Linked DNA regions of Homo sapiens: region 1 is linked to region 2. A link is a loop called in an ENCODE intact Hi-C map of the cell type or tissue named here. Cell type or tissue: left ventricle myocardium inferior. All regions are shown on one strand. Each heading gives the region's core, and the rest is flanking DNA. Links, peaks and the distances in the headings are about the cores only. Region 1 overlaps UTY (ubiquitously transcribed tetratricopeptide repeat containing, Y-linked). Region 2 overlaps UTY (ubiquitously transcribed tetratricopeptide repeat containing, Y-linked).

Region 1 (5,385 bases), core at 240-5,239, 50 kb after region 2:
AAAAAATAGCAGGTGCTGGCAAAGTTGCTGAGAAAAGAGAATACTTACACACCCTTGGTGGGAGTGTAAATAAATTAGTTCAACCATTGTGGAAAGCAGTATAACAATTCCTCAAAGAGCTAAACCCATGCAGAACTACCATTTGATTCAGCAATCCCATTATTGGGTATATACCCCCAGAGTATATTCTCACTATATTATATAAGTAGTATAAATGATGATTTATAGTATTAATCATTGTACCACAAAGACAAATGCATATGAATGTTCACTGCAGCACTATGCACAATAGCAAACACATGGCATGTGAATGTTCACTGCAGCACTATGCACAACAACAAACACATGGAATCAACCTAAATGCCCAGCAATTAAAGAGTAAATAAAGAAAATGTGGTACATATACACCATGGAACATTAAGCAGCCATAAAAAGGAATAAGATCACGTCTCTTGCAGGAACATGGATGGAGCTGGAAGCTATTATCCTTACCAAACTAAAACAGGAACAGAAAATCAAATACTGCAAGAGACACTGGGATCTACTTGAGAGTGGAGGGTAGGAGGAGGGAGAGGAGCAGAAAAGATAACTATTGGGTACCAGGCTTAATACCTGGCTGATAAAATGATCTGAAGAACAAGCCCTAGTGACATGAGTTTACCTATGTAACAAAGTTTCACATGTGCCCCCAAATCTAAAAGTTTTAAAAAGAGAGAAAGAGCAACATATCAACTGTGTCTACTATAATTTTTTTTAATAGAAATGCTATTATATTCTACCTAGGAAACAACAGTAGTTCAATAAGTGTCACTATTTCAACTCTTGATCGATTAATTCATAACATAAAAAGATGTTGGTGTGAGGAATATAAAATATAAACAAACAGGAAATATGCATGCTCATAAACAAATGAAAATTATTATAACAACATATTTGTCACAAAATGTCAACCATTTAAATTAGACTTTTGCTTGCCAAAATGTTATATGCCTAGAACATTTTCTATTTCTTCCTAATTCATCTTCCAAACTTCTTATTCAAGTATAACTAAAGTATTTTCAAACATCCACTGAGATTTATTACAATTTGCTTAATATTTTTCTTAAAAACAGCTCATACTATATACCTTATTTTACAAAAAACTTCAACCCTCGCCATGAGAAATAGAAACTGAGCATAAGTAGAAGACAGTATGAAAACACAATAAAATGAACACATCAAAATCCAACTAGCTTCATTTGCCTAGAAGTGATTTCAAGAAATAATAAAAACAAAGTTCAATAAAGAAGGACACTAAAAGACAGGTACTAAAAGACTTCTTGGTTTTCCCAAAAAAACTGAAAGGGGAAAAAAGAATCATTAAAGAGAAGTTGAATAATGTATATCAATTAAGAAAGATAGTATCTCTGAATGAAAAGTAAAAACAACTGATATAAACTCCGTAATGGCAATATCAATGACACAAGATAAAGCAGGTAAAACCATGGAGACTGCTTGGATGAAGAACTAGATCTGTGAGTGTAAGGAAACCAACATAACTAATCAAGAGATCTTGAGACAGAATTCTAAAAAGTAGAGAGCTACAAAGGCAGCTTCAGAGATCTGAAGTGGTTTAAACTCTTCTTAAGAAAATTACCAATATCAGGGAAAAAGCTATTGAAAGAACCAGAGAGAACAATGTCTACAAAACCAAGATCCATAACTACTATCATCAAACAGACTGGAAAAATATGCACATAGAGAGCAGTGAATTAAAGATCTCACCTAAGTGTTTGGGAATTACCAGTATGAGGACTGAGTACTCTTCAGGACCCATCTCAAAATTCTTAAGATAAAACCAGAAGCAGGACTGCATACAGACATTGGGACTCAAAGAATGACAATATGGCAAGTGCCCGTTTTTCCTTGTTGCCTTCTATATGTTACAGACAGGGTATTGCTGAAGGCTCCAACCCAGGCCACTAAAAAAATCCTATTACTCCTAGCCAAAACACCAGGAAAAGAATGGCATAGAAACTGAAAACTTATCCACAACACTGCCAGAAACCACAGGGTAAAAAAAGTACAGTTGCATTCTCCTACACTCCACCACGCACAGACATAATACGGCTGCAATAGGGCTAAAAAGGAAACTGATATTCTTATCCCAATTACCACTAGGAAGCAGACTGCATACCACAATTTCCCAGCAGAGCAGTGTCAGCAGAACAAGCCAAAAGCTTATCTTCCATCCTTTGCTGGCAAAGGGAACTGGTACTCCGGATTCTTCTGGAGTATCAACAAAGAGATGAGTAAATCTTTCATTCTCTACAAAGTAGAAGCAGATTATGGCACAAAGATTCCACTACAGGGTATTTTAGGCAAGGCCGAACCAAAAGCTGACGTACTACCCCTTTGTCATTTGAACCAGGCAGTGCTCCAATTTTTCTAACCAGATGGTGTCAGTAAATAATGAAATTGGAGTTAATTGTATATCTCCATCTAGTGAAAGTAGGCAGTACTCCATTTCACCCAGCAGGATATTATAAAGAGGGCCCTGTGGAGAGATAAGCTTTATTTATGTGGGAGAAAAGAACAGGGGCACTGAAGTTATTTGGAAGTTTGCAACCTCTTTTTTTATACCTGTTAGCAAGGCCCAACAGGAAGTTGTGTCACTACATACTACTAGCATCAACCAGGCAGAATTGGGCAGACCATAGTTGGCATTCTGATTGCCCCAACCTTCCCTTCCATCAGAAGAGCCCAGAAGGGAACTCACCTCAGTTACTACATCCTCATGCTCTAAAAGATAACAATGTCCAGCTTTCACCTAACCCTAAAGAGAGTATCAACAAACTCCACTAGAAACTTCACTATGCACATTCACCCACTTACACAAGAAGGCCTGCTTTAAAAATATAGAGAGAGAATGGCTGGATGTGGTGGCTCATGCCTGTAACTCCATCACTTTGGAGGGCCGAGGTGGACAGATCACGAGGTCGGGAGTTTGAGACCAGCCTGGCCAACGCAGTTAAACCCCGTATCTACTAAATATACAAAAATTAACTGGGCATGGAGGGGCACGTCTATAGTCCCAGCTACTCGGGAGGCTGAGGCACAAGAATTGCTTGAACCCAGGAGGTGGAGGTTGCAGTGAGCTGAGATTGTGCCACTGCACTCCAGCCTGGGTGACAGAGCAAAACTCCATCTCAAAACAAAACAAGACAAAACAAAACAAAAACCACCAGAGGCTGGGCATGGTGGCTCATGTAGGTAATCCCATCACTTTGGAGGCGGGCGGACCAAGAGGTCAGGAGGTCAAGACCATCCTGGCTAACACAGTGAAATCCTGTCTCTACTAAAAATACAAAAATTAGCTGGATGTGGTGGTGGATGCCTGTAGTACCAGCTGCTCAGGAGGCTGAGGCAGGAGAATCGCTTGAACCCGGGGGGCAGAGCTTGCAGTTAGCGGAGACTGCACCACTGCACTCCTGCCTGGGCGACAGAGAGAGATCCCGTCTCCAAAATAAAAAAACAGAGAGAGACAAGAGGACTGCCTAGGCCCAGGAGTTCAAGAGCAGCCTAGGCAATGTACTAAGACCTTGTCTCTAAAAACATAGGAAAAGCTAACAAAAAGAAAACTATGTTCCAGACATCAAAGTGAAAAACAAATTCATGAAATTATAGACTATCAAAAGTAATATTATTCCAATGTACTTAAAGAAAACCCAGTATTCAGTGGATGAAAAGACAAAAAACAAACAGGGAGAAAGTAGTCACAAACCACATATCCCACGAAGTACTAGTAAATAGAATCAATAAAGAACTCTCAAAACTCAGCAGTTTCAAAACAATTCATTAGAATTTAGGCAAAACACAGACACATATACACATTATCAAAAAATGCACTAAAGAGGCAAATAAGCACATGAAAAGATGTTTAATATCATTAGTCACAAATAAAATGCTAATTAAAACCACATTCTGCAACTGGCAAGGAAAATCATTGTTTTAGACTGTGCTCTCCTCTCTCCCAAGCAAGCATAAATACTCTCAGAAAACTTCCCCAGAACCACAGTTTCGAAGGTGAGAGGAGGAAAGTGGATGTAAACATTCTACATCCTCTACCATCTCAGAATCTTCACAGAAAACACACTTTGGTCCTATCCCACAAGAACTACTAGGAATGCCAGAAAGCCTGACCCACCTGGAGTGAACTGGGGACAGACAACAGATTGTGGACCACACTGACTGGTGAAAGAATCCTGGTGAATACTTTGAACTACAAACAGAAGGAGAAACACATTAAAGAGACCAGTTGGCACCAAGGTACTACAAGGGGCACAATATGCAGTAAGGTCCAAATTTCTGTTGAGATTTTCCACAGGGCCTCGATATCCAAAGCAGTCTTTCCCTCGTCTGGAAATGAGCAAAAGGTCAGCATTAAGTTCCAGTAACTATTTAAGTCTTCCCCAGAAGGGGAACATAACAGAGTAGCAATTTAGTTTTGCAGCAGCATTTAATATTTTGTGTTCACTGTAAGTTCCCCAAACTAGGAACCACCTACCTACAGGGCAATGAGTTTGTTCCTGTCCAATGTTTTAGTTCTGGTGGTCACTATGAGTCTTCTCCAAAATGGGAAAAGAAAACAGTCCAGTGTTTATTTGCAATACTAAGTAGTAAAGGTCTAAACCACCAAAGAACACTTGCAAAAACTGGAAGAGGAGGCTATTTCCTCAAAGGTGCAGCATCTACATAAAGTCACAATGATTGCAGAAACTGAAGGAAACAGATACAACCAAAAGAAACCAACAATGCTCCAGCAATGTACCCAAAAGAAGTGAAGATCTATAAGATGTCAGATGGAGAATTCAGAATAACCCTCCTGAGGTTCAGATAATCACAAGAAAACAGAGAAAGAAAAGTAAATGAAACCTGGACAACAAGCCAGGAAAAAAAAATAAGAAAATTGACACGAATAAATAAAAAAACAAACCAAACAGAAATACTAAAAATAAAGAATGCAATAACTGAACAGAAAAAAAAATCAGACACTTTCAAAAGCAGACTTTGAAAAATGAAGGAAGAATTACCAAGCATCAAGAAAGACCATGTGAAATTACACAAAGGTGCAAAAATAGAGGGCTTACAAGAATTATGGGTAATTATCACATAAAAAAAGCCTCCACATAATAAACATTCCTGAAAGAGACAGGCCTAGGATGTGTATTTAGGAAAATAATTTCATAATGCTAGAGAAACATGGCACCACCAAGTAAAGAAGCTCAGCAGTAACCAAATAAATTCGATCCAAAAACAAAATACACAAGGCACATCAATATCGAATTATCAAAACTCAAAACAAAGCAAAATAATACTCGAAGTGAAGGGAAAAAAGAAATATCG
Region 2 (5,385 bases), core at 60-5,059:
TATGGGGATGAGAAGGATTACTGTACACTAACCATAGCAATTAACAATTTGAAAAGAAAATTAAGAAAACAATTCTATTAACAGGATTAAAAAGAAAAAAATTTTGAAGGAACAAGTGTACCAAAAGTGAAATATCTGTACACTGAAAACTACAAAAAATGCTAAAAGAAATTAAAGACACAAATGAATGACAGACATTCTGTGTTCATGAACTGAAATTCCTGATACTTTTGCAATGACAGCACTTTCCAAAGCAGTTTACGGATGTAAAACAATCCCTATGAAAACTGCATACTGATTTGCAGAAAATGAAAAACTCATCCTAAAATTCACATTGCAAAGGGCCAAAAACAGCCAAATAACTGTTGAAAAAATGAAGTGAAGAATTTGCACATTCAAAGTTCATACAGACTAAAACATGATAGTAAATGAAACAATACGGTATTGGTATAACAATAAAAGAGAGCCCAGAAATAAAATGCCCACACAGATGGCAAACTGATTTTCACCAGAGGTGCCAAAACATGTCAATGGAAAATAGTGTTCTAAACAAATGGTGCTTGAAAAATTCAATATCCACATTGAAAATAATGAAAATTGGTCCTTATTTTATACTACATATAAAAAATTAACTGAAAATGAATCAAAGCCCTAAATGTAAGGCTTGAATAGTAAAACTCTTAAAAAAAATTGCATGATGTCTTCACATCTTGGATTTCACAGTGATGTCTTAAACCTGACACTAAAAACATAGGTAACAAAAAGAAAAACTCGACTTCTCCAAAATTAAAACTTCTGTACATCAAAGGACACTATCAAAATAGTGAAAACAGCAAAGTGGGACAAAATATATGCAAATCATGTATTTGGCAATGGGATTAATATTCAGAATATATTTAGAACTCCTACAATTTGACAACCAAACCCCTCACAACCAATTCAAAAAAGGGCAAAGGATTTGAATAGACATTTCTCCAAGAAGCTATACATGTGGCCAATAAGCACATGAAAGGATGCTCAAAACCATTAGTTTAAGGGTACTCTAAATCAAACAATAATGAAATATCACTTCACAATCACCAGGATGAAGGCCGTGGAGAAATTTGAACCCTTGTGTATTGCCATTAAGAATGGTACAAATACTGTGCAAAACAGCTTGGTGGTTCCTTAAAATACTAAACAAAATTATATTTCTCAGCAATTCCACTAGATACATACCCAAATGAAAACAAAGACTCACATAAATACTTGTACACCGCTGTGTATAGCAGTATTATTCACAATTGCCAAAATATGGAAATAATTCAGCCGTTCATTTACAGATGAACTGCTAAGCAAAAATATAAATGTGAATGAGTATAACAAAATATTGTTCAGGCACAAAAAATAATGAAGTGAGAATGTGAATGAACCCTGAAGATTCAAAGCTAAGTAAAATAAGCAAGACACAAAAAGATAAATACTGTATGATCCATTTGTGTGATGTATCCCAACACAGACAAATTCAAAGACATAAAGCAAAGGATATCACGAGCTGAAGTCAGAAGAAAATGAAGACTTATTAAGTACAGATTTTGTATTACGAATGATAAAAAAAGTTATGGAAACAAACAGTGGCAATAGTTACACAATACTGTGAATGTACTTAATGCTACTAAAATGGCACACTTAAAAGCACATAAAATATGCCTTAGGAGGTTGAGGCAAGAGGATTTCCTTAGGCCAGGAGTTTGAGGCCTGCGTGTGCCACATAACAAGACCCCATCTTTACAAAAATGTTTTAAAAACCAGATGGGCATGGTGGCACGTGCCTATAGTCTTAAAGGTAAAAGAAGAAAAAAATAGTAAATGTCAAGGGATGTTTATTTCACTAGTTATAAAACAAACCAAAAAACAAAAAACAAGAAATACAGTCAGTATAGCATGCTGCTTTATGAAAAGGTTTATACATAAACCTATACATAGATTTGAGCCCAGGCTGGTCTCGAACTCCTGGCCTCAAGCAATCCTCTTGCTTCAGCCTCTGAAAGCACATTTTATTATTTTTAAGTGTACCATTTAAGTACATTCACAGTGTTGTGTAACCATCATCACTATTTTCAAAGCCTTTTCACCACTTGAAATACAAAATCTGTCACTTTACTAACTCCCCATTCTCTTCTGACTGCAGCCCCTGGTAACCTTTACTTTAGATCTTTAAATTTGTCTATTCTGTATATTTCATATAGGTAGATCACAGCATTTGTCCTTTTCTGCCTGGCTTTTTATTTTTATTTTTTGAGAGCTCATTGCAACCTCCACCTCCAGGGTTCAAGACAGTCTCCTGCCTCAGCCTCCTGAGTAGCTGGGATTACAGGGCACATGCCATTACCACCAGCTAATTTTTGTATTTTTAGTAGAGATGGGGTTTCACCATGTTGGCCAGGATGGTCTTGATCTCTTAACCTCATGATCCGCCCGCCTCGGCCTCCCAAAGTGCTGGGATTACAGGTGTGAGCCACCGTGCCCAGCCCAGCTTATTTCACTTAGTCTTTAAAACAAAACAAAACAAAATACATTCTTATATCCTCAATACCCTAAATTCTGAAAATTTTTAGAGAAATTAGTATATAAAAGTGTTCTCATTAGCAAAGCGGTTTGGGAACTATGACAGAAAACAGTAAAACTTTTGTTTTAGCTTTTTATATTTATTTTAAGCCACAAAAATATATCCACTGAAAATATTAAAATAAAGAATAACCATAAACATTTAAAAAACATCTTCATCCAAATGACATGGTGCCCCCACTCCATATCCCCAAGCAATTCTTGAGTTAGTAATACTTAAGACTCATCTTATGCACCAGTCCTAGAATCAGCCACTTCTCCAAGGAGCACTAGTTCCTTTTACTAGAGAATAGTATTAGTAACAAAGATCCGGGCAGTAGGTGTGCTTGCTAATAGTGTGGCATCACTGCTTCAGTTCATCTTGGCTGACAGAACAAGGATATACAGATATATATATAGCTATCTATATAAAAATACATTAATCCAAACATGAGTTCATACTGATATCACCAGATATAATCCATTTCCCATAGTTCATTCTACTATCCCCCAATGGGGTATTTGTAGACTCCTACCTCAACAGGGAATAAACTGCTCCCAAGAATACCATTCGTTTTCTTATTTGCAGAATTTCTTATTTTCCTATTTCATCTTCTCATTTCTTTTTCTCCTCCTCTATTTTTCTGTTATTTTCTATTTCTTATTTCACTGTCTTATTTGTAGAATGCCAGTATGTTATAGTTTTTGAATTTCTAAAATTTATCCCCATAACAACTTTCCCACTAACAGCACAATTCTTAGGCATAAGATTGTTTTATTTTGTTTAAACGTAGTTTCATTTCCAAAGATCAGTAGATTTCTCCCATTACTCTCTTCAAAGAGATGATGTGATACATTTATAACAAAATTTATTTGGATACAGTCTATGTTCCATTCTGGAATTTCCTGACCTCACATTATTTTTTTAAATTTTATATACATTAAAGGTTCATTCTTTAGGCTCTAAAGTCAGTTGCTTGTCTTAAATAAGTAAGCTAATGTATCCAAGATAATGTCATATATCCAACAATAGAGCAGCATGCAAAATGATTTGATTATTCTAACATAGCCTGGGGGCTTCATCTAATTATCACTCCTCTCTAAACTCCCTGAAAACACCTGATCTCATTACTATCCTTACAGTTTTTACAAAATGGCAAATAAATAGATTAACAAAGTATGGTGTCTTTTTGTAATGGCTTCTTTAACTTAACAATGTGTATTTAAGATTCAATTTTGTTGGTACGTGAATTCATAGTTCATTCCTTTGCAATATTTAGTAATATTAAATAGTATGTATTAGCACAGTTTTACACACTCACCTAGTGAAATGTATCTTGGTAGTTTCCATTATGCAGCAGTTAGGAATAAGCATTCATACACAGATTTTTGTTAGGAAAGAGACTTTCAAGTCAGTTTGGAAAACGTGCAGAAGGACTTGAGTAATACGTAAAGTCTGTATTTAGTATTATAAGAAACTGTCTTTCAAAATGACTGTTTCAATTTGCATTACCAAAAGCAATGGATTATTTATTTATGTTACTGTGTAACTTACCAGACATAATATTGTTAGGCTCTTAAAAATTTAGACTTTCTAACAGTTGTATGCTAATAGTACTAACTTATTTTTTGTTTTAACATGAATTTACCTAGTAACATCTTTTCATGTTATGTGCAATCTGAGTATCTTCTTCAATGTGTTTCTCTTCATATATTTTCACCATTTTAAATATTTTCTTATTATTACTACTGTTGGGTTTTACAAGTTTCTTGTATCATTCTACAAAGCCCTTTATTCAATATGTGATTTTTACATATTTTCTCCCAGTCTATGGCTCATCTTTTCAATCTTTTAACAGTGTTTCTGAGAGCAAAAGATTTTAATGCTAATTATCAAATATAAGTATTTTTTTCACAAGGATGGTACAAAGTGTTATATCTAAAAACTAATAATAAAGACAACTTCTTATATATTTGTATACTTGTGATCCATTTTGAATTCCATTTTGTGTACAGTGTGAGGTAGAGATCCACATTTTTTCTGCATAAATGTCCAACTGCTCATTATCATTTTTTGGAAGCACAATGCTATCATCACTGTATTATACACAGAGAACACTGTCAAAATCAGTTGACTAGACAAGCCCTGGAAGTCACTTGAGACACAACCAAAAGACAGCTTAGAAAACCAGAATTGGAAGTGTAAACTAGCTAGGCATTCTGGGTCTAGACCAATGTAGTAACAGTATTAGGACCTCCCACCTAAAAGAACAGCATGCCCAGGCTCATTCCCATCACTGAAAATACAAACAGTAGAGCACCCAAAAAAGTAAAAGAACCTAGTGGATCCCTTTTAATAAACGGCATATTCAAAAGTCCTTTTCTAAGTGTCCTTTCATCCCCGTGATGCTGAGACTACCTTCCCCAACACAAAGAGGCACCAGTCAACATGGCTGTGGAAAGCATCCTCTTCCCGTGAAACCAGCAACATTAGAGTGAGAGCCTGAAGGAACACTAAATAAACAAACAGAATAATGTAGAACCACCAATCTCTTACAAAGGAATTTTGTTTAGAACCACAGTCTGGAAGAGTAGAGACAGAATCTACATCACAAAAATGCTTCAATAATCACTTCAAATTCCCTTGAAACAAACGAAAATGACAAAGATCTCAGCAAAGAAATACAAGTTTAAAATGAAAGAAATTGAATTATAAAATTTAAAGATGCTAAAACAAAACTCACTGAACAGCTCAGTAGCACAGCAGAAATGAAAAGAGAACATAATCTTCTGTTACAA

The links. A loop is a pair of places that touch in the nucleus more often than their neighbours do. Peaks named below come from ENCODE experiments on the same cell type or tissue, not always from the same donor. Only the 100,000 strongest peaks of a DNase experiment are listed, where the experiment ranks them.
Region 1: a loop joins it to region 2, with 2.4 times the contacts of the local background. A loop is called at or near these places in 3 of 110 quality-filtered maps.

The regions. Positions count from the first base shown.
Region 1 is chrY:13,421,216-13,426,600 of GRCh38, forward strand. The region is part of intron 4 of UTY (ubiquitously transcribed tetratricopeptide repeat containing, Y-linked); the gene reads right to left. Among named protein-coding and RNA genes, the nearest start is that of MIR12120, 55 kb to the right of the region's middle. In left ventricle myocardium inferior, for the core only: a CTCF peak has its summit at 2,490; no DNase peak of the experiment used is centred there; H3K4me3 peaks cover 837 bases; H3K27ac peaks cover 1,504 bases.
Region 2 is chrY:13,371,819-13,377,203 of GRCh38, forward strand. The region is part of intron 8 of UTY (ubiquitously transcribed tetratricopeptide repeat containing, Y-linked); the gene reads right to left. Among named protein-coding and RNA genes, the nearest start is that of MIR12120, 100 kb to the right of the region's middle. In left ventricle myocardium inferior, for the core only: no CTCF peak of the experiment used is centred there; no DNase peak of the experiment used is centred there.